Regions from separate parts of the Homo sapiens genome. Here regions 2, 3 and 4 are each linked to region 1. A link is a contact called in ENCODE Hi-C or POLR2A ChIA-PET data. All regions are on one chromosome and are shown on one strand. Each heading gives the region's core, a stretch centred on a gene start or an enhancer-like site at or near the end of the contact. The rest is flanking DNA. Distances are from core to core; before and after follow the strand shown.

What was found. A loop is a pair of places that touch in the nucleus more often than their neighbours do. ChIA-PET counts read pairs that join two places held with the same protein, here RNA polymerase II (POLR2A). Pooled maps may share reads with other maps.
Region 2: a loop to region 1 is called in a map of endothelial cell of umbilical vein, with 10 times the contacts of the local background. The contact joins two enhancer-like sites. A Hi-C loop is called at or near these places in 2 of 168 maps with a recorded cell type or tissue (chondrocyte and endothelial cell of umbilical vein) and 2 of 50 pooled maps. POLR2A ChIA-PET finds 5 or more read pairs at or near these places in 1 of 52 experiments (MCF 10A).
Region 3: a loop to region 1 is called in a map of Right ventricle myocardium inferior, with 2.3 times the contacts of the local background. The contact joins two enhancer-like sites. A Hi-C loop is called at or near these places in 3 of 168 maps with a recorded cell type or tissue (Right ventricle myocardium inferior, ascending aorta and endothelial cell of umbilical vein) and 4 of 50 pooled maps.
Region 4: a map of Right ventricle myocardium inferior shows a loop between it and region 1 (2.3-fold over the local background). The contact joins two enhancer-like sites. A Hi-C loop is called at or near these places in 3 of 168 maps with a recorded cell type or tissue (Panc1, Right ventricle myocardium inferior and cardiac septum). POLR2A ChIA-PET finds 5 or more read pairs at or near these places in 1 of 52 experiments (MCF 10A).

Annotation. Positions count from the first base shown.
Region 1 is chr9:14,094,281-14,099,200 of GRCh38, reverse strand. The region is part of intron 10 of NFIB (nuclear factor I B); the gene reads left to right. Among named protein-coding and RNA genes, the nearest start is that of LINC00583, 170 kb to the right of the region's middle. Within about 2 kb of position 2,565, at least 13 of the 41 ENCODE cell types and tissues checked have a DNase peak (open chromatin) inside an H3K27ac peak, as active enhancers do; they include endothelial cell of umbilical vein, where a contact is called at or near this core.
Region 2 is chr9:13,705,065-13,710,219 of GRCh38, reverse strand. No RefSeq gene overlaps it. Among named protein-coding and RNA genes, the nearest start is that of LINC00583, 220 kb to the left of the region's middle. Within about 2 kb of position 2,464, at least 8 of the 41 ENCODE cell types and tissues checked have a DNase peak (open chromatin) inside an H3K27ac peak, as active enhancers do; they include endothelial cell of umbilical vein, where a contact is called at or near this core.
Region 3 is chr9:13,585,314-13,590,528 of GRCh38, reverse strand. No RefSeq gene overlaps it. Among named protein-coding and RNA genes, the nearest start is that of LINC01235, 160 kb to the right of the region's middle. Within about 2 kb of position 3,598, at least 4 of the 41 ENCODE cell types and tissues checked have a DNase peak (open chromatin) inside an H3K27ac peak, as active enhancers do; they include endothelial cell of umbilical vein, where a contact is called at or near this core.
Region 4 is chr9:13,686,355-13,691,259 of GRCh38, reverse strand. No RefSeq gene overlaps it. Among named protein-coding and RNA genes, the nearest start is that of LINC00583, 240 kb to the left of the region's middle. RefSeq lists an enhancer at 2,194-2,734. Within about 2 kb of position 2,084, at least 4 of the 41 ENCODE cell types and tissues checked have a DNase peak (open chromatin) inside an H3K27ac peak, as active enhancers do.

The DNA of each region.
Region 1 (4,920 bases), core at 1,316-3,815:
TGTTGTAGAAAAGGACAAAGCAAAACGGGTGTTTTGGTTTTGCTTTATTTTGATTGATTGTTGTTTGTTGTCATTACTTTCTTTGTACAATCACTTTTCCATGGTCACCCTCTTTTCTGCTTTATACTAATTGCCCTGTTGAGGTGTTTCCATGTCAAATGCAGCTCTTGTCGGAACTGAAAATGGCAGTGCCAAGGGAGCTGTGCAAGTATAATCAAAGCTGGAAGATTTCCTCCATCCACCCGCAACCCCAAGGCTTAAGCATTCCCTTAGGAACCAAAGCTGACTCTTTGGGAAAGTTTTCACAGCCTTATTAGGTTACAACCCTGAAGATGTTTTGTTGTTTTGACCTTAAAATTTTGTGAACTGTTTTGTGAACTGTGTGTGTGTGCACACACATGTGCAAAGGAGTTGCTTGCACCTTGAGAGAGTCAATTTTTCTGCCTAAGTGAAAGGTCAGGAACTGCAGTTAACCCAGAGTAAAATATTGGTTGGGTGAAGGGCTCACTTCTAGTATAGTCAGAATGGGCTCAAGATCTTAGGAGGATGATAGGTGATGAACTGCTTAAGGTAGGTACTGTTGTGTTTGTGCTTTGTCTCATGTGGACAAATTACCTTGTTGCATATGTGAGTTATGTGGACATAAACATATACAGCAGTTACTCCCTGACTGGCTGGCTTTCTTAAAGTGATAGTCAGAATATAGCCTGTACTGTCAGATATGAAAGATCAATATAATTGAATGAAAAAGAAAGCTGAAGGACAATCCAAGAATAATACAAACATAAGCTATTTTAAAACATTAGAGGGAGTGCTTTATGCAAAAGAGAAACTGAATTTATTGTTTCATTCTCTCTTCTCTCCCTTCACCCCTTTCAAGAAAACGCAAAGCCACAAGTGAGTGGTTGTATGTGTCTGATGGCTTATGTAAACATAGAAGAAGTCTTCAGATGGCTAAAATAAACATGCGCGTGTTACCAAAGGATATGTTTACACAAACCATTTGCTCAGCCTCTGAAATAATGAATAAATGAAGATTTTACTAAAATAATTGGGAGGATTTTTGTGTTTCTGCGGATGCCATAATTGAATGGCACCAAAGAGACTTTTATCAGCTATTTTCCGTGTTACATGTGTTAGCAGTTCCTTTCTGTGGGTTGAATACTTCATTCTGTAGTTACTTTACACATGTTTTTCTAAGAAATTGTCGTTTATTACTGCAATTCTAGAGAGTTGCTTGATTTCTCAAGAGAAATTTAGCAGCCAGTAAAGGTTATTTGGATCTGGTTGGTCAGGAGAGGGAGGGCAAAAAAAAAAAAAAAAAAGAAAAAAGAAAGAAAGAAAAAAAAAGTGTGGGGGGGTAATAGCTCTCATTTTATCCATGTAACTTAATTTGCATAACACTCACCTCAGCCATTTTCCTTGCTTTGTTCATAACATTTTCTTTGTAAAATGTATGCTCTCAAAAGAATGAATATTTAAACAAAAAATAACTTTCAATAATGGGTTGCAAACCATATGTTTGTATTACATATATGTGTTTGTGTGTGTATGCATCTATATGTGTGTGTGTATGTAGTGTGTGTGTATATCTCCACATATATGTGGCATACGTATGATAAGGGCAGTATGTCCTTAGGTAATATAAAGAGTTAACTTTTATTTCAACATTACACTTAGAACATCCCCGCGAATTCACTAGGTTAGCATTTCCTGCTCTCAGTTTGTTATCTTGACACATAACTACAGTACAACAGCTGGGTTGTTCCTGGAGTTCCTGGGGGGAGCTTTATTCTCCGAGTGCTGAATTTCCTTTTCAGCTGTCAGCTCTAAAGTGTGTTCAAATCCTCAACTTTTTATACACCATTCTGGGCCCCTAGCACCACTCTGGGACTATGATAGAAATGCTGATATGGTAGATGAATGGAAGAATCTTTGGTTCAAGGTGGAGAATTGCAAAAACCAAAATTTCACATGATCATTGTTTGGTAAAGGGGCTGCTAACTACTTTTGTCTTTGTATATGAATATTCTTTTTAAAGGAATTACTCTATTCTCATCAAAATTATTTGCACCTGTTATGAAATCAAAAATAAAAACATTACCATTCTTAAAAATGATCTTGATATGGTTTTCACGGACGCACAACATCTGTGGTCTGGCTTTTGAATAATATGTTGGGATTTGTCGTAGTTTTGCCTAACTTTCTCCATTTATAAAGAAAGATTTGTACAACACGACATTTCCTTTTTATCTAGGCAAACTCTTCAGAACACTTCCTAAGAAATTAATTGTATTCCAGCCAGACTTGCATGCTGCCATCCCACAGGAAATGGGTCAGCAATCCATTAAGATGCCATTAGATAATCTAATTTGGAACTTAATCTCTAAATTAACCATGCTCCATACTTGAAGCGTACTTGAGAGAAAGAAAAAAAGTTTACGTTTGAATCGATAGGGGAGCCGAAGCGTGAAGAAGGCTGTTTGTTTTTTCTGTAGCTGTGGTCACGTCTCAAGCCGTCTGGTAACCAGGAGAAACCAGACATGATGTAATTCCAGATTGAACTTGAACTTCAGGGACTTAGGTTGGGGGAACAATGGACCATAGGAATCAATAATGTCCATTTTCCACATGATTATGTTTGGAGCTTTAAGTTAACCTTTATGGGAGAAGCAGCAGGATCTGCAGTGTGACCAAAATGAGATGATCCTGAGACAAGATGTTAGAGGAAAGAAAACAACTTTTTTCCGTGATATTTTCTGAGCAGGACTGCAGATTCCAGCAGGATTAGAAAAGTTCCCGCTCTGCAGTAAACCGGTGGCCTGTTCAGAGCACTCTTTGTTCGCTTAGGTAGGACAAACTTAATCTTACGTTTCCTGTCGATGATTTTTGGCAGCGCTACTGGAGAGGGAGGAGCGTGATTCTGAAAATTCCCAAATGTAAACCTTGCTGATTAACCCTTTGTAGTGAAAGGAAGTATATTAAACCCCTACTTTATTTGAATATGTTTTATGTAAAGTGCCATATTTACAGATGTAGTTCGTCCGTAAGAAATCAGTTCCCTCGACAGCCAGTGCACCATTTATTAGCTTACCTTTTTGGTTCTCATTTTTGCTAGTGCTGTTAGTAGGGATATGATGATTTTTTTAGTCATATTTACTTAAATAACAAAGACTATGAATGAATAAATATCATAATAAACATAATAAATGATAAAAGAAATGGCAAAATCTTAAGGTCAAGTAATTGAAGAACACGAATTTTGAATATTCTGAAATTGCAGAAAGTTACAATTATTCTCTCTTGCTCACTTTGTTTCACACACAGGAAGATCTTTTGCCCATGTAAGATCTTTTGCCCTTGTGAACAGAGTAGCAAGCATGATATTAAAATGTGTTCAGTTCTTTAATCATTTGTAATTTTATGCTTCAGCATTCTGATACAAGTAAGTTTCACCTTTAAGAGGTAAAATTGTGCAAATAATGCTGATTTTTGCTTTTAACTGAAAATCATTTATAAAAGAATCTCTTTTTGCTTTGTATAAAACTTATATTTCTATTTGATTTAGTATGCCTTGGGTGATTTTCTCTAGTGAAAGGCACTATTTTGAAGCACCATTTTTGTAGAGAATTTTATCTGCTGTTAAAGCATCACATATGCAAATAAGAGGAGCAGTACCACTTTTAACAATAGCATTGAAAAGAAGCCCAGGGTAGAGAGGAATACAGACAGAAAGAGGCTGGAAATCAACATGTGGGCTTCTCCACTGTGCTGTGGTCTGTGGGAGGAGATAAAATAATTGCTCTGAGCCTGATAATTGTATAATTTTTAATTGGCTAAAACCTCCCACAGCTACCTGAGTTCTTATATATGTATGCATGTGTGTACTGTAATTTATTTATAATTAGTCATCTTCATAATAATTTTTCATCTTTCATTTTCAGTTCTAAAATTTGAAAAAGATCAAACAATTTTTTTATAAGTCCTTAATTTGGCCAATTGAGGAAGAGCTTTTTTCTTATTTATGTTTAAACCGAACATTTTAAGGAAGTTTTTATTTAAGTGTAGGTTGCTATATCGAAGGCTTCAAGTATTATGTAAGAGTTTTTTACTAAACGAGTGCAGTAATTATAAGGAACACATTTAATATTTAGTGGCAGTGCTCCCATATGGAGTGGCTTTTTCTTGCCCTGTGCTCTTTATTAGATAAAATATTTCAATGGTAGATGCTATTATTTTACTTAGAAAGTGCTAGCACTCACGCATGGTAAAGTTAACATTCAATCCACTGTGCCCTAAGAACAAAAAACTTCTGAATCAATTGAATATAAATTAATGAGGTTTGATGGGCTACCATTTTGATATGCTATTTTCAAAACCGTTGGTCCCCAAGGAGTAGCAATAAAGAAGGCTATTTACCTACTTAGTTAAGAAACAAATATGTTTCTCTTTCATTACTGTGAAGTCCTATTGCTTGCAGTTAGAATAATTCCATGAGCCACCTGCAGTTTATGATATTTGGTGTTTCCCAGAGAGCCCACAAGAGTACTTTGCAGTTCAGGTAAGAGCTAGCCAGGGAGCTTTCTGATACAGATTATTACAAATAGTAATAATCATTAGGAATCATCTTGCATGCAAAGAGGATCATTCCGACGGCAATAATGATCCCTAAAAACGGTGAAAATAAATCGAAGAAACCCAAGACCTGTATAAAACACTTTGTGTATTTCACTTCCAGGCTAGCCTCATCTGAAGTGGAACTCAACAAACAAATTATTGACATACAGCCACATCTGCACATATGTAAGACAAAAGCAAATACTGCATTCAGCTGAAAAGCAACTGGAATTGGAGGAATAAAGCACAGTTATTTGTGCTGAATTTTGGGCTCAAGAATTATACTTCCACAGGAATTTCATT
Region 2 (5,155 bases), core at 1,215-3,714, 390 kb after region 1:
CGGAAGATATAATGACCATTGTATAGAACTTGTTGGGAGGAGATCCAGGTTAGTGTTGAGTTTCAAATCCCTTAGGGGAATAGGCAGAGTTTATAACTAGAAAAATTTGAGTGTGTGTTGGGTGGAGGCTGCATGTGGGACTGTATGGCAGTCCTAATGGTGATTAGTGTGAACTTTTGTTCCCCAGCTCTGCTGCTTACTAGTTGAGATTAAGAGTTGTCTAAAACACCAAAAGCAATGGCAACAAAAACCAAAATTGACAAATGGGATCTAATTAAACTAAAGAGCTTCTGAACAGCAAAAGAAACTACCATCAGAGTAAACAGGCAACCAACAAAATGGGAGAACATTTTTGCAACCTACTCATCTGACAAAGGGCTAACATCCAGAATCTACAATGAACTCAAACAAATTTAGAAGAAAAAAACAAACAACCCCATCAAAAAGTGGGAGAAGGACATGAACAGACACTTCTCAAAAGAAGACATTTATGCAGCCAAAAAACACATGAAAAAATGCTCACCATCACTGGCCATCAGAGAAATGCAAATCAAAACCACAATGAGATATCATCTCACACCAGTTAGAATGGCGATCATTAAAAAGTCAGGAAACAACAGGTGCTGGAGAGGATGTGGAGAAATAGGAACACTTTTACACTGTTGGTGGGACTGTAAACTAGTTCAACCATTGTGCAAATCAGTGTGGCGATTCCTCAGGGATCTACAACTAGAAATTCCATTTGACCCAGCCATCCCATTACTGGGTATATACCCAAAGGACTATAAATCATGCTGCTATAAAGACACATGCACACGTATGTTTATTGAGGCACTATTCACAATAGCAAAGACTTGGAACCAACCCAAATGTCCAACAATGATAGACTGGATTAAGAAAATGCGGCACATATACACAATGGAATACTATGCAGCCATAAAAAATGATGAGCTCATGTCCTTTGTAGGGACATGGATGAAATTGGAAGTCATCATTCTCAGTAAACTCTCACAAGAACAAAAAACCAAACACTGCATATTCTCACTCATAGGTGGGAATTGAACAATGAGAACACATGGACACAGGAAGGGGAACAGAAGGGGAACATCACACTCTGGGGACTGTTGTGGGGTGGGGGGAGGGGGGAGGGATAGCATTGGGAGATATACCTAATGCTAGATGACGAGTTAGTGGGTGCAGCACACCAGCATGGCACATGTATACATATGTAACTAACCTGCACATTGTGCACACGTACCCTAAAACTTAAAGTATAATAATAAAAAAAAAGAGTTACTTGGAGCTTTCCCTTATTTGTAATAGAACTAGCAATGCTTATCTTAGAGGGCTGCTGTGACATTTAAGTAATATAACGTATGTAAAGTACTTAGCAGAATACCTAGCACAAACACAGTGCTTAATACATTGCAGTCATTTTTCTTACTATCTTAGGACAACCCCAGGCAGGCATATCAGATACCAATATTAGAATGTGAAAAAAAATTCAAGACTCCACCTACTAGAGAGAATGGGACTTCTAAAAGAATGCTCAGATTTGGTTTGAAATGGTTCAGGGAAGAACTGAGCTTAAACATTGAAGGTTTTCAGCATATGCCTCCGGGTAGGTCTAGATCAGAAAATGTCTAACTATATAGACACAAAATTTCCTCCATAGTCTTTCCTTGTCCCCTAAATATTTGCAGATATGTGTGTATTAAGTTTTCCAAAGAGATTATTCCTTTTTGAATGTTGGCTGCTTTGATCATTTTCCCCTAACATTTAAATAATGCAGTGACACAAAATTTCTTTCCAGAATCATATTGATGTTCAATTTTCTTCTACTTCAACCCATAAAAAGCATTCCAAATTCTTTTATGATTTATTTCCTTTTTTGAAAAGCTTCAACAGCATTTGCTATTTCCAAAGAATGCATTATCTCCAACCCGTTCCTTCATATTCTGGAACTAACATTTATACACTCATCTGCCCTCCTTCGACCCCATTTCCTTACTCTGTAAATTCTCATCCTTATATTTACTTAAAAAGTGAATGTTCTTCCCAGTGCTCTAACTTGCAGGTCAGCAACTGGGGTAAGTAAACTTAGGACCAGACCTCCCATCACAATCATATTCAAGACCCATGATCATCTTCAGGATCATCTTTTGTCTTACTGCATCCCATTCTGCTTAATTTTTTTAATGTAAGACATACCTGCATTGTTACAAAACAGTGGGGAAGCCAGGTAAAGTAACCTCATAAGAGTTATTCTCTTCTCCTGTGCTTGCTGTCTGGGTAAGAGCAGGGCATTTTTGCCCTGGATGTGAGTCAGCAGTATTACCATATAAGCAGAGTCGTGCAAAGGGTGCTTTCAGTTCCCTTTCCATGTGGGCTCAGGAACTTATGTTTCTTGGCATATAATGGAGGAATAGTCTGATTCATTATTTCCCCAAAGATAAAGCCATTGTTGAGAACCTTGGGATGGGCCAACTTGCCTTCTGCTGTATACAGGGAAGTTTACCCCCCAGGTTATTTACAATGAGTTATAAAATCAAATATTCAGAATCTTCTTCCTAGTAAATCATCACACATATATTTGCACGCTATTCTACATACACTTGTATAATAAACTAGGTAGTTTTACAAAATCATCCAAGATTCCTAACTTAAGGGAGGTAAAACAATTAATGAGACAATTGTGTTCAATTTTACTACGTGGTTGGAGCCAAAGAAATACATGGCACAACCAAGAGACCTGTCCAACAGTGGGCCAGTTCTTCTAGGCTGGTTTTGCTTACTCCTTCTATGGGCATTTGTTATAGACTTGGAGTAAAAAGTTCTTAAGATGAATAACAGTAGCAGTAGTTACGTCTGTTTCAATATCTACATGTATGTGTTATTTACGCAGGCACTCTTTCTCAGCTCTAATTTCATTACCTGTAACTTAATTGCATTTATTTCTAATATTTTTTTCTATAATACAGAATTCAAATCCTAGCTTTACTACTTCTTAGATATGTGACATTGGCAAATAATTTAGATTTCCAAGCCTCAGTTTCCTTATCTATAAGTTGGAGATAATGCCTCATGGAGTTCTTATGAGGATTAAAATACGAAAGAAAGTGTCTGACAGGGAGTAGGTGCTCAAAAATTGCTGATTTTCTTCTTTTTCTACCTCTTACTGCACCCCATTCTGCTTAATTTTTTTTTATGTAAGACATACCTCCGTGGTTTCAAAACATCTGGCTGAAGGGTGAAAATGAACACAATCACCCAGGTGTTTGGCCTGCATGATGACAGATATCAAACACTTAGAACCATCTGGGTGATTGGCATATTTTCTTTTTCACTTTTATCCAGATGTATGTGGATATAGCCTTGGCCAAAAGGAAAAAAATCACCAGAGTTTTTCTTAAATCCTAAATTAATACTTTTTCTAAAAAATACTATTATTTGAATATCATTCATTTATTTCTTTTGAAAGTTTTCTTGTTCAAGATGCTTTTGAAATAAGATTGTTGCTTAATTTCATTTCCTGTAACCTAGGAATTTTTAAAAAAGAAGGAAATGACTCCATAGATTTCAAACCCCTGTGTTTCTATTCAAGATAATTAAGGACAAGAAACACTAAGTGGTGATTTCAAGACACAGAGTTAGATAGAAGCAGAGCTGGGACAAAAATTGTTGCTTGACATTAAGCTGAAGACACCTGTTCACTACTGCCTATCTTTTTTGCATCTATGTCACATGCATTTTTACAAATATGCACAAAGAACCACATACAACTAACTTTTATACACATAGGACACAAAGATAATTCTAATTTTCTTCCTGACAGTCATATTACTGTAACACAACTTTTTTTCCAAATATTTTTTGAAACTTGCTAGTAAGCCCAAGAGAATAAACCAGGCTTCACTGTACTCAGTCACACGTGCATCCAGTAACTGCACTCTGACATCTGCCATGCAGGGCATTGCTTAAATAGATGTCGTACTGAGATCTGGTATCCCGTGAGCAGCTGATGCAATTCTCCTCAGTCACAGGGATGAAGCTTGGATAACATTGCTGGCTCTGAGAAATCCCCAAGTCACAAAGAAATGATTCCATTGACCTAGCGGCTTTGCACTCCCAATACAACATGTTCTTCAGCAGCTTCCCAAGGGAGAAAATAACGTGAGAGTTTTTAAGAGTGCTGAAAGCTTCCCCTCTAATCAGCCTGTGTGGATTCTGCTAGCATTCCAAGGCGTCTCAGACAATCCCTGGAAAACTTTGGGGACTCAGTGAGGTTTTCTAAACATTTTTTCTGCCTGAAGATACTAAAGATAAGCAGCTTCACATAATTACATTGTTATTTCAACACGAACACAACTTATCGACTGCCATTTCAGTCTCAAAACAACTGTACATCTCAAAGAAGCCCTCCCTTATAAATTCTCAACCCAACAGGGTATTGCTTTTGTCCAATTATTTTTTAGGGTTGGGGGAAATCAGAAGACTAGCATATCTTAAAGCATTTACTTTAAAAACCTCTGTTCTGCTTAATTCATGTCTAAAAGCTGAAGTGGATGGCTGGCCTCGGGTGAAGGAAGAACATTCCTGATGAATGGACTTGTCAGTCATGTGACCAGCTGCAAAACAGTCTGGAATACAGAGATTATCAGCAGTCAAAGGTTATAGTGGATGACTGTGCTGCAGCAATTGCTAGGATCCTAAGTCACTAAGACAGGAACCTGACTACCAGCGTTGGCTAAGCTGGAAATAGCCCACATTTGCAGTCTAACCAGTGGTATTATGAAGTCAGTTTGTAGCCAAATGTTAAATTTCAGGAATGTTGCAAACCCACCGATGTTACCTTGGTAGCTTAAAATTTACACCATAGTTATTGGCACATGCTACAAAGAAGGGCTTTTGATTCCTGGAAAGCTGGTTGTTAAACCTTTATTAGCACATCACTGAGCCAAACAAACCTGACTTAAAATCCCATCTTTGCCACCTGTGACAGATCAACTTGCAAAGGCAGCAGTCCTCTGAGACTTAGTGCTGTGGTCTCTAAATTAGGAAGGATAATAATACCTATTTCAAAATATTATTGTGTGATTAAATCAAGCATTGTGCTTAACCAAGTTTAGTGCTCATCAGATGTATTATTCATTTA
Region 3 (5,215 bases), core at 2,349-4,848, 510 kb after region 1:
AAGCTATTATCCATCACCTCAGTGAGAGTTCTTTGCAATCCTGAGAGGTTGAGATGATGTCAGGGCTTAATCTTGGGGCTCTAAGTTCCCTCTTCCTTCCCTTTCTTATCTGGAAGGCTTCTGCTTATTGACTATGTATTGAGGATACTGGACTCGGTGAGTTACAAACATGAGGCAGTCACATATTTTCCAAACACTACTTTAAAAATAATGTAGCATGTGATTTGGGGAGAGTAATTTAACCTCTCTGTACCTTGGTTTTGCTTCTGGAATACAGGATAATTGTTACCTACCTCATGGAGTTGTTTTGAGGCTTGAATAAATGAATACATATACAATGCTAAAACAGTACCTGCCACATAGTAAGCATTCAATAAAAGTTAGCTATTACTATCCTCCTGCATCCCCATTTAGATCACAAGTTCTTTGAATTCTGAGAGCACAGGATAGTGTCTGGCACATACTAGGTGCCCCCAACATATTGGCATAATCACAGATAAAGAGGAAGCGAAATAAGGATTCTAGGAATTAAACAGAATTTGAAGATGATGTGAATGCATAATGCTTTTTTCCTAAGGATTTCAAAATAGCATTCAAACAATACTTGATTTGCCTTGGAGAAAATGACTATAGACAATATCTCTATGGTAGGGGGAATAATATAGCTAGATTCACCCACAGAGCAATTGTGTTACTTTCCTGGGAACTAATGAAAGAATTTGAAGCAGCTACATCTTTGGGTAGACAGTGAGAACTCTAAACACCTTAAGGTGTCAGAATTAGCCTTTATATATTTCATTTTTCTGGTTTTATCCCAGCCATTTTTTTTAAGTGGCAATGGAAGAACCTTCAAAGATAATTACACAGAGCTCTGCAGAATTTTATAAGATGCCTTTTAATCAGGTGCTTTGGAAAGCAACTTGATCAAATGACCTACTTCCCATAGGCATTTTCCAGGTACTCAGATGCCATCAGAGCCTCATTGTATGACAATGGCAAAGCCAAACCAAACCAAAACAAAAAGTAATGTTTCTTTCTGCATTATAACAGATAGACAGAACTACTGGGTGAGTGTGATTTCATTTGTCTTCAGGTAAGTGTCCTCCATCACTGTCTCTCTGAGAGTCATGAAACCAAAACCAAAATTTAAAAAGAAGAGTAAAATCAATCAATCATATTTCCAAATAGTGTAATATTTAGCAACACATAAACTAAACACCGGGGTTATGTTAAAATTGTCCCCATTTGTTATCCATATTTCTACCCAGGGATTGAACTCTGTATGGAAAAGCTCAACCATTACAAAAGCTGAATCAATAGTTAGTCATTACAGAAAGTATAGTTACTTATTGAACTAGAGGAAGTCATAGAGGGAGTAAGCGAGAAAACATTAGCTAGAGTCAATGGATTTGTGGTTGGATTTTTCTGAATTTATACTAATGAAAAAAAAATGTGCTTCTGTCCAAAAGATCAATTCCAAGACAAATAAAAATATTATCATACTAGCCTGAAAGAGATGCCCTCACTTTCAGTAAGGGCCTGGGAGGAGGAAGGTCCTTGGAGAATTATCTAGGAGTAGATGACATTCAATTTTGTTTGCTAAACATTCTTGACCTCATGTCCTCTATAAAAATAGTTCCTTTCAGTGCAGCTGAGAAAGCTGTGATTTTGCTGTCCAGTCCATCTAGACTGGCCTCCTTCATCATGCTGAAGATGTGTGTGGTTTAATTTCCAAGAATAAAAGAAAAAGGTGGCAAGCATAGCTGCCTCCCATTCCAATGACTCAAATACAGTGTACCCTGCTCCCCATTTTTAAAGTCCCCAACCAAGAAAGCACATGATATCATTCAAAGTTTCTGAGTGTGCCTTCGACCCAGAGTATAAAAAATTTCTCTGTTCCTTGTCTTGTTTTACCCCCTTTTCCTACCCCTGACTTATTAGGTTCCACACTGCCTGGGAGCCCCGTGGTATCAGGCTGAACATTTTGATGTAATCCCACCACTGTTGCTGTAGCTATCTAAGCTCAAGGATTTATTAGTTGTGAACGTTCATTTTTGTTTTTACTGGTCCGCTGCCAGTAAATAAGTCACCCAAACCATGGCTGAGTGTCATTTGATAGGAAAAGGCTGGGATCACAAGGAAGCCTTCTGTCTTTCAACCAAAAAAAAAAAAATGCTGAGGTAAGCAGTGTCAAACCCAGCTGCATCAACATGATGGTGGGGAGACAAATGAGAGCTTTCACTGCTGGATATGGGCACTAGAGAGCAAAGGGCTCTGAAAAACCTCCTCCAGCCCAGAAACAGTTGAAGTCGTGGAACCTGCAAAGGACTGTTTTTTCAAACTACTAGCTTCGATAAGGAAAAATTCTCTGTCCAACTCGTCCTCTCCAGCTCATAAACACAGCTCATCTGAAAGGTAACTAGGATGAAAATCTCCTAAAATAAACACACATATACATGCATGCACACATATATGAATATATGTGCACACGCGTACATGCACATACACACAAGAGTACTGTTTCAGCACCATTAGAAGAAAAATATGACATATACTCCCCCCACACTCTGCCTTGTCTGTGATTTAATGACCCACTGGCTGGAGGGTGTGGGGCAAGGAGACCAGAAGTGGGATGGAGGTTTGTAGGGGCCTATAGGGGACCCAGGGTGGGAGGAGCGGAGGAGGAGGAGGAGGAGACAGAGGAGGAGGAGGTCTGATCTTGAGACAGGGACTGCTTTCTCACCGCAGGCCGTGCCAGTTCCCTGTGACTGTTGCCTGGGCGATGGCTGGGGGACTATCAGGAATGCTTGGAGACGGTATCCCTCTTTTGGACTCATGGATGGAGCAGAAGGGGGTGGATGGCTTTTCTCTTTCTGTTTCTTCTATTCATATTCAGCAGATTAGAGCCCCGGGTTGCTGTGGCGACGACACGGAGGAGGGCTCTGCACACCTGCACCACAAACGGGAGCCCGCCAACGTGGACTTAGGCAGTCCTGGAGGCAGTGTTTTGGTGTGGGAAACACAACAACAACAACAAAAGAGTAAGGGAGAGAAAAAGACGAAGATGGAGGAGAGGGAAAAAAAAAAAAAGGAGAGAGAGAAGGAAGCAAATGCTTTACCAGTTCAAGCAATGGTGGTGTTGCTCTTGAAATGAAACAGGAAAACGGTATCCCCAGCACCCTTGAGGAAGTAGCCTTGTGATGCTGTTTAGGAATGACAGGAAGTAGGAAGATGGATACCACATCCTTTAGAACAACCAATTACACACACCATGGAGGAACAAAATCATAAAAACAGGAAGAGCTTCAAAGCTTCAACTCTCATTAACAAACACTGTAGATGACTAAATGGAAAGTTACTCTCTGATTATCCAGAACTAAAAGATATTTGCCAGTTTTACATACTGATTTTCCAATGGAAAGCAGTACATTATAATGTGGGGGGGAAGTAACATTATGCTCTTTTAAAGCTCACCGAAAGAAAGAGAGAAGGAGAATGGGGAGGGGGAATTGATGGGCTCCTAAAGTCGAGTGTAGTCCTTTGGAATGCTCTGGCATGGCTCCAGCCTCTACTAATGAAGAAGTCAGCTCCACGCAGTGTCCTGGCCTCACCTCTCCCAGACAACCTGGGCTCTGCTTTCAGTCTGCTCTTTCCTTCATCTGCCTCCTCCTCTTCCCGTCTTGTGATTGCTTTCTGCATTATTGTCTCTGTTTCCATTAGCAAAACATCCCAGTGCATTAGCCTGTCCAAAGCACTTTACAATGACAATATTTACAGAAGGTTAAATAAAATATGTATAGAGAGATTAATAGTGACTATGCAATAGACCTTTTGAACTTTAAGCACGCTGGGTTTATGTGTTTTTTAAGTTGGATTCTCCAGGCTGCTTCGGTTATTTTAATATCTCTCAAACAATCCACTTAAAGAGGAAGATGATCAGAGGAAAACGGTCTCTTGTTTTAAAGGTTTTTTTCTCTCTCTCTCTTTTTTTTTTATGCAACGTGATTAGCAGGCAGTGGGCCTTATGTTTTCACTTTTAGTATGACTGAAACTAAGAGCATTTCCTTGGGGCAACTGTGTCCCAACAGACTGAGATGAGAAAAATCAACTATCCCATCAGCACATACACAGGCAACACTTGAAGTCTTTACAGATCCTCATTTTGACTTTAGTAGAATGAATTTAGTAAGATAATCTAATCTCTAAGTGTTAGCTTCTTCTCATAGAAGTATATATTTATCTCCAACTTTACTAGAGAGTTTATAAAATATTTTCACAAGAAAGATAGCTCTAAACTAGATCAGTGGTCAGCAAACTTTCTCTATAAAGGGCTGAATATTTTAAGGTTTGTGGCCCATACCGTCTCTGTAGCAACAACTTACCTCTGCTATTTTAGTGTGGAAGCAGCCATAGACAGCATGGAAATGAATGGGCAGGGTATGTTCCAATAAAACTTTACTTACAGAAACAGCAAAGTCCATTTGATCTGTGGGCCATGAGTTTGCCAGCCCCTACATTAGATCTGTCTTCCTGTAGGGATAACAACTGAATAGGTTAGGGCCCTCTCTAACTCTCCCAGAAATGTTCACAATTCTAATGCTACTCTTTTCCATTCCTAGCCTTCTAAATAGAAATAAGTAACAAACTAGTTCAACTGCAGAAAGTATCCAACCTATTCATGTGACCTGAATTTCTTAATTGTTTTTTTAAAAATGTCAAATAACAACAGTGTATACAAAAAGACAATACACATTTGAGCTGTTGCAGTATATGTTTGTCATTTGTCTAGTCTTGAAATGCCCAATCCATTGGCAAATAAATAGCGAGGAGCTAATGTTTTGAAAGAGCAGAATTTGCCCTTCTTGATGGTCATGAATTTCCAAGGCCTAATTGGTACCCAATTTTCTATAAAGTCTTGTGCCAAAATGTCTTTTATCACATAGAGGCAAGCAGTGCATTTAAACATATTTTGTCGACTGGGCACCATATGCAGAAGTGACAGCCAGAACTCTTTGCCAGATCTTTTTTGAGGGTGGATGGGTCTCCAAAGGGTCAAGTGTCTCGCAGTGTGACTTATGCCGAAGTCAGCAGGTAAGGGGTTGATGGTAGAAGTCTAAGTTTTATTCTGAAAATGGTCTCTTTCCTAAATATGGATTTAGAGTCAATTGCTCTGAAATTTATTCTTTATTATTAGAAATTGTATCTGTTATCCTTG
Region 4 (4,905 bases), core at 835-3,334, 410 kb after region 1:
CTGCACAAGATGATTATAACAGATTTATTCATAATTGTCAAAAGCTGGAAGCAACCAAGATGTCCTTTAGTATGTGAGTAGATCAATAAATGATGGTACATCTAGACAATGACATATTATGCACCAAAAAGATTGAGTTTTCAAGCCTTGAAAAGACATGGAGAAAACTTAAATGATTATTACTAAGTGAAAGAAACTAATCTGGAAAGACCATATACTGTATGATTCCAACTATATGAAATTTTGGAAAGAGCAAAACTTTGGAAACAGTAACAAGATCAGCAGTTGTCACAGGTTAGGAGGAAGGAAGAGATAAATAGGCAGAGCACAGCAGATTTTTAGGACAATGAAACTATCCGATATGCTACTAAAATGGTAGATACATGTCATTCTACAGTTGTCAAAAACCCACAGAATGAGCAATACCAACAGTGAATTCTAATATAAACCATGGACTTTGGGTGATGATGAGTCAATGTAGGCTCATCAATCATAACAAATGTATTATGATGGTGCTATGAGGAGAGTAACAGTAGGGGAAGTTGTGTGAGTGTGGAGACAGGGTAAATGCAAACCCTGTACTTTGTGCTCAATTTTGCTGTGAACCTAAAACTGCTCTACAAAATGAAATTTATTAATTAAAATGTTTAAATAATTTAGATGCTTCCTATTTCAAATTTTTAGCAGAATATTCATAATAGTAATCATATCTTCAGTGTCTATAAAATTTTATAATACACGTGCATACAATTATATGCATTATATATTATATAACATATATTTATAATATGATATATATGGGTTATATATTATGTTATCTATATCATATGTTCTATAATATATGGTATTTATAATATATATGAATATATTTTTTACATAATGCATATAAATAAGCTAATTGCATTTATGTAAAACTATCCTAAAACTTAGGCTTTAATACAGACTTCTAAATTCTAATTAAATGATAATAATTAAACGCATTTATAAAGAGTCATAACTTGGCAAGGTACTTTTTGTGCCCACACTACCCTAGGGCCCTTTGAGGTAGGATCATTTTCCATATCTATTTTTAAATGAGTAAACAAAGTCATAGGAAGGTGAGTAACGATCTCAGAGCTACTCAGAGTCTCATAAGTTCTGCTAAGTTTAGACCTAGACATCTGTGAGCTTGAAAACTGTGTAAGCCCAGTTGGCTAGCTGGCTAACTTTGCATGAGTCCCTTAGGCTCAGACCATGCCCTTCATGTGTGAGAATTGCTTTATGTTATCTCTAGGTGCCCTTCCAGTCCACTTATTTATGTGGCTAGTAGGATGGAAAAGGGCCAATTACAAAAGTAAGCGAAAGGGCTTTTTTTCATCATTTACCTTACGTGAGATGTGAAGTTTAGAGGGAGAACTGCCCTCTGGGTTGATTTATTACCAAAGTTCCTGGCTTCTTCATCCCCACCAACTCCCACACTGGGAGAGGTAGAGGAACATCACAATCTAAGGATGAATTGAGAGCAAATCACATTAAGGATGCAACTTGAAGAATTTCCTTCTGTCAGCAAAGATCCAAGACCTTGTAGAAATTACCCTAACATGAAAAGTTTCTTTCAAGAAGAGATTTCCTAAAGTTCTTCACAGCAAAGCTCCACTAGGCTAAAAGCCATGGCTCTTGTTTGTTCCTACAGGGTGTTTCAGTTACAAAGTTGTTCATGTCCTTAATGTTCTCAATTTGATTCTCAACACCAACCTGTAAGATGGAGAGGAAAAGGCTTGTAATTCCCGTTGTACAGTTGAAAAAAACCTGAAAAATTAGAGAAAAGCATTTTCCCAATGTCATTGTCATAGTAAGTGGTGGAGTTGTAGAGTTTTTGACTCTTAGTCTAATGCTCTTTTCATGGCACCAGAAGTATTTGGCTTACAGACTGTTTGAATAGCTGGAGAACTGCATAAACCAAGTGATGTCCATGGACACTATGACATGGCACTATATTTCAAAACTACCAATGGGAAGAGTAGGAATGGATGTTATTTCCAATCTGAGATAATAGGTCTGAAACTTCTGGAAGCCCCTAGGCCAGCAGGTGGAGCCTCTTGTCATGCTTTTTTCCAAAGGCAGGGAGAGATTTTTTTTTTCTTGTTTTTTCAAAAACAGAAAACAATATATACATTATTAGTCAACTAGATCAGGACAGAAGAAAGGTTTTTATGCCTTTACATTTGTTTAAACTTTCCTCAGGTGCTGAGAAGGAGGAAGCTCATGTTCATTGGCCTGGAGATTCAAGTACACACAGAGACACAGAGGCATTCCAAAAAGGAACGTGAGGGTTTTGTGCAAGGCATAGGACAGTGAATATGCTCGGTGAGGCATGCAAACACAGCAAAGGAATGAAGGAGCTGCACATGGAGTGGTATGCACTTCTAAACAGCTTTCAGCAGGCCTTGGATCCACAAACAGCAGGAGACAGCCTTTCTCTATAAGAAAGGACAGTTGGAGCCCGAATGTTACTCTGGTAAACAACAGCCTGAGCCATGTGAGGAAGTGATTCCCCTTTCATACAGGTTTGCATAACATCTTTCCTTTCCCCTGGAGACGCCAGAGAAGCAGCCCTGCTCTTTGGTTCTAGACATACACATTCCTTTGCCCTGTATGCCTTTAGTGCCATGAGTAGGTCATCTTTTCCACTCCCTTCCAAAATATTTTGTTTTCCATCTCTCCCTTCTTTTCCATGTTGCTTTGAGAAAGATCCAAAACTTCCTCCTTGGTTTCTTTAGCTGTTTTTTGTTGTTGTTTCAAACCACAGCCTAAATTTAAACCATGGCTCAGGAGAGGCAACTAACTGGTGGTTATGGGTGTGGCTTCATTGTGGCCTTAGAAACAATTACCTTCAGCCAGTCTTAACCTGTGTGCAGGTAAATATAGGATACCTCTAAGTTCTATCACAGAGGCATTGTCTAGAGAATTTAGGGAAGAGCTTTCTAACTTGGGTCCTTCTTGCTTTTCTAATTTTTCTTTTTTGTTTTGCACCCCACCCCCCCCAAAACTTGCTTTTCTAATTTATTTGGCCAAAGACAGTCAGAGGAATCTTCCTAAATATTAATAGCTTTTATCATAATACTATTCTGTCCAGAAGCCTGAAATACTTCAGCTCCCCTCTACCGTTTATCTCTAAGATGATGAATTAACTGCTTAGCCTGACCTATGGTACCTCCAATGTCTGGTCTCAACTTACCTTCTCAGTCTTCTTGCCCATTTTTTCATTATAAACCAGCCTGGATGACTTATTTTCTTTCATATTCTTTCTTCCACCTCTTGGTTGCACCTGTCCCTCTTTGAGTGACCTCTTCATTCCTGTTAGTTTATCTGATATCTTCCGATGTTTGTTCAAGGTCCAGCTGAATATCTCCTTTTCAATGAAGGCTTTCTCAATTTCTCTACATTGCATCTCTACTCCCCTGCTTTGAAACTAAGAGAATATCTATTTTACTCAAATAACACTTCATATTCTGGCCTGTGTCCTTTTAGTCCCTGTATAATTGCTTTTGTTGAACTGTGGTCTGCTATTATACCACTATCCCACATTAAAAAAAAAAAAAAAAACTTTATGAGAAACAACCCAGCAAAAAGCACTGTGAAATATATTGTATGGATGTTATTGGGGACATGATTTGATATATTTTACAGTGTCTTTTTCATGCAGGCCCGTGGGGAAAAATGTCTCTCAGTCCTCAAAACCAAGAATAGGTGGCCTTCTCCTGAGCTGCTATTTTGTTTTTATCTTGTGATCATCATGAGTCATGTCTCCCTCTTTTTTTTTTCTGAGACAGAGTCTCGCTCTGTAGCCCAGGCTGGAGGGCAGTGGCACGATCTCGGCTCACTGCAAGCTCCACCTCCCAGGTTCACGCCATTCTCCTGCCTCAGCCTCCCGAGTAGCTGGGACTACAGGCATCCACCACCATGCCCGGCTAATTTTTTGTATTTTTTTTAGTAGAGACGGGGTTTCACTGTGTTAGCCAGGATGGTCTCGATCTCCTGACCTTGTGATCCACCCACCTCGGCCTCCCAAAGTGCTGGGATTACAGGTGTGAGCCACCGCGCCCGGCATCTCCCTCTTTTCATAGACTCAGAGCCAGAATTGTAGCCCACCACAAGTAACAAGTGACACTTAATGTCATGTATTTGGCGGGGGTTGGGGGGGCGGTGCTTGGGTGCAGTAATAGCATTAACTTTGGCTTATTTTTATTTCCTGTCTTTATTTTTCTTTCCTCCAGTTTTCTCCCTTATTTATTTTACAATCTGGTAATTGTGCATATCTTTGTAAAAAGGTTCAAATCATTTTTGGAATTGTATGAGGATATATATACATGTAAAACAAATAATTCCTTGCCTTACTTTTTAATCTTAAAATGTACAGAAATCTTAAATATGTAGATTGAATTTTTACATATGTAGATACCTGTGTAAGCACCACCTAGATCAAGACATAGAACATTCCAGAGTGCCAGAAAGTACCAGTTCCTTTCATTATTAACTTATCTTTTCATGTGACTCTGTGTATCTTGGCTCCACAGCTATTCTGAATATTGTTTGAGGATAAGACTGTAGCTATTTGTACCCTGCAGAGAGCCTAATAGGGTTTCTGGAGCATAGTAGGTAATCAGGATGTAGTTATTGACTGAAGGAAAGGACTTGTTCCAAAAAAAGGAGATATGGTTTGGCTGTATTCCCACTCAAATCTCATCTTGAATTCACACGTATTGTGGGAGGGACCTGATGGGAGGTAATTGAATCATGGGAGCAGTTCTTTTTCATGCTGTTCTCATGACAGTAAGTATCACAAGATCTGATGGTTATTATAAGGGGGCGTTTTCCTGCACAAGCTCTTTTTGGTTGCTGCCATCCATGTAAGATGTGACTTGC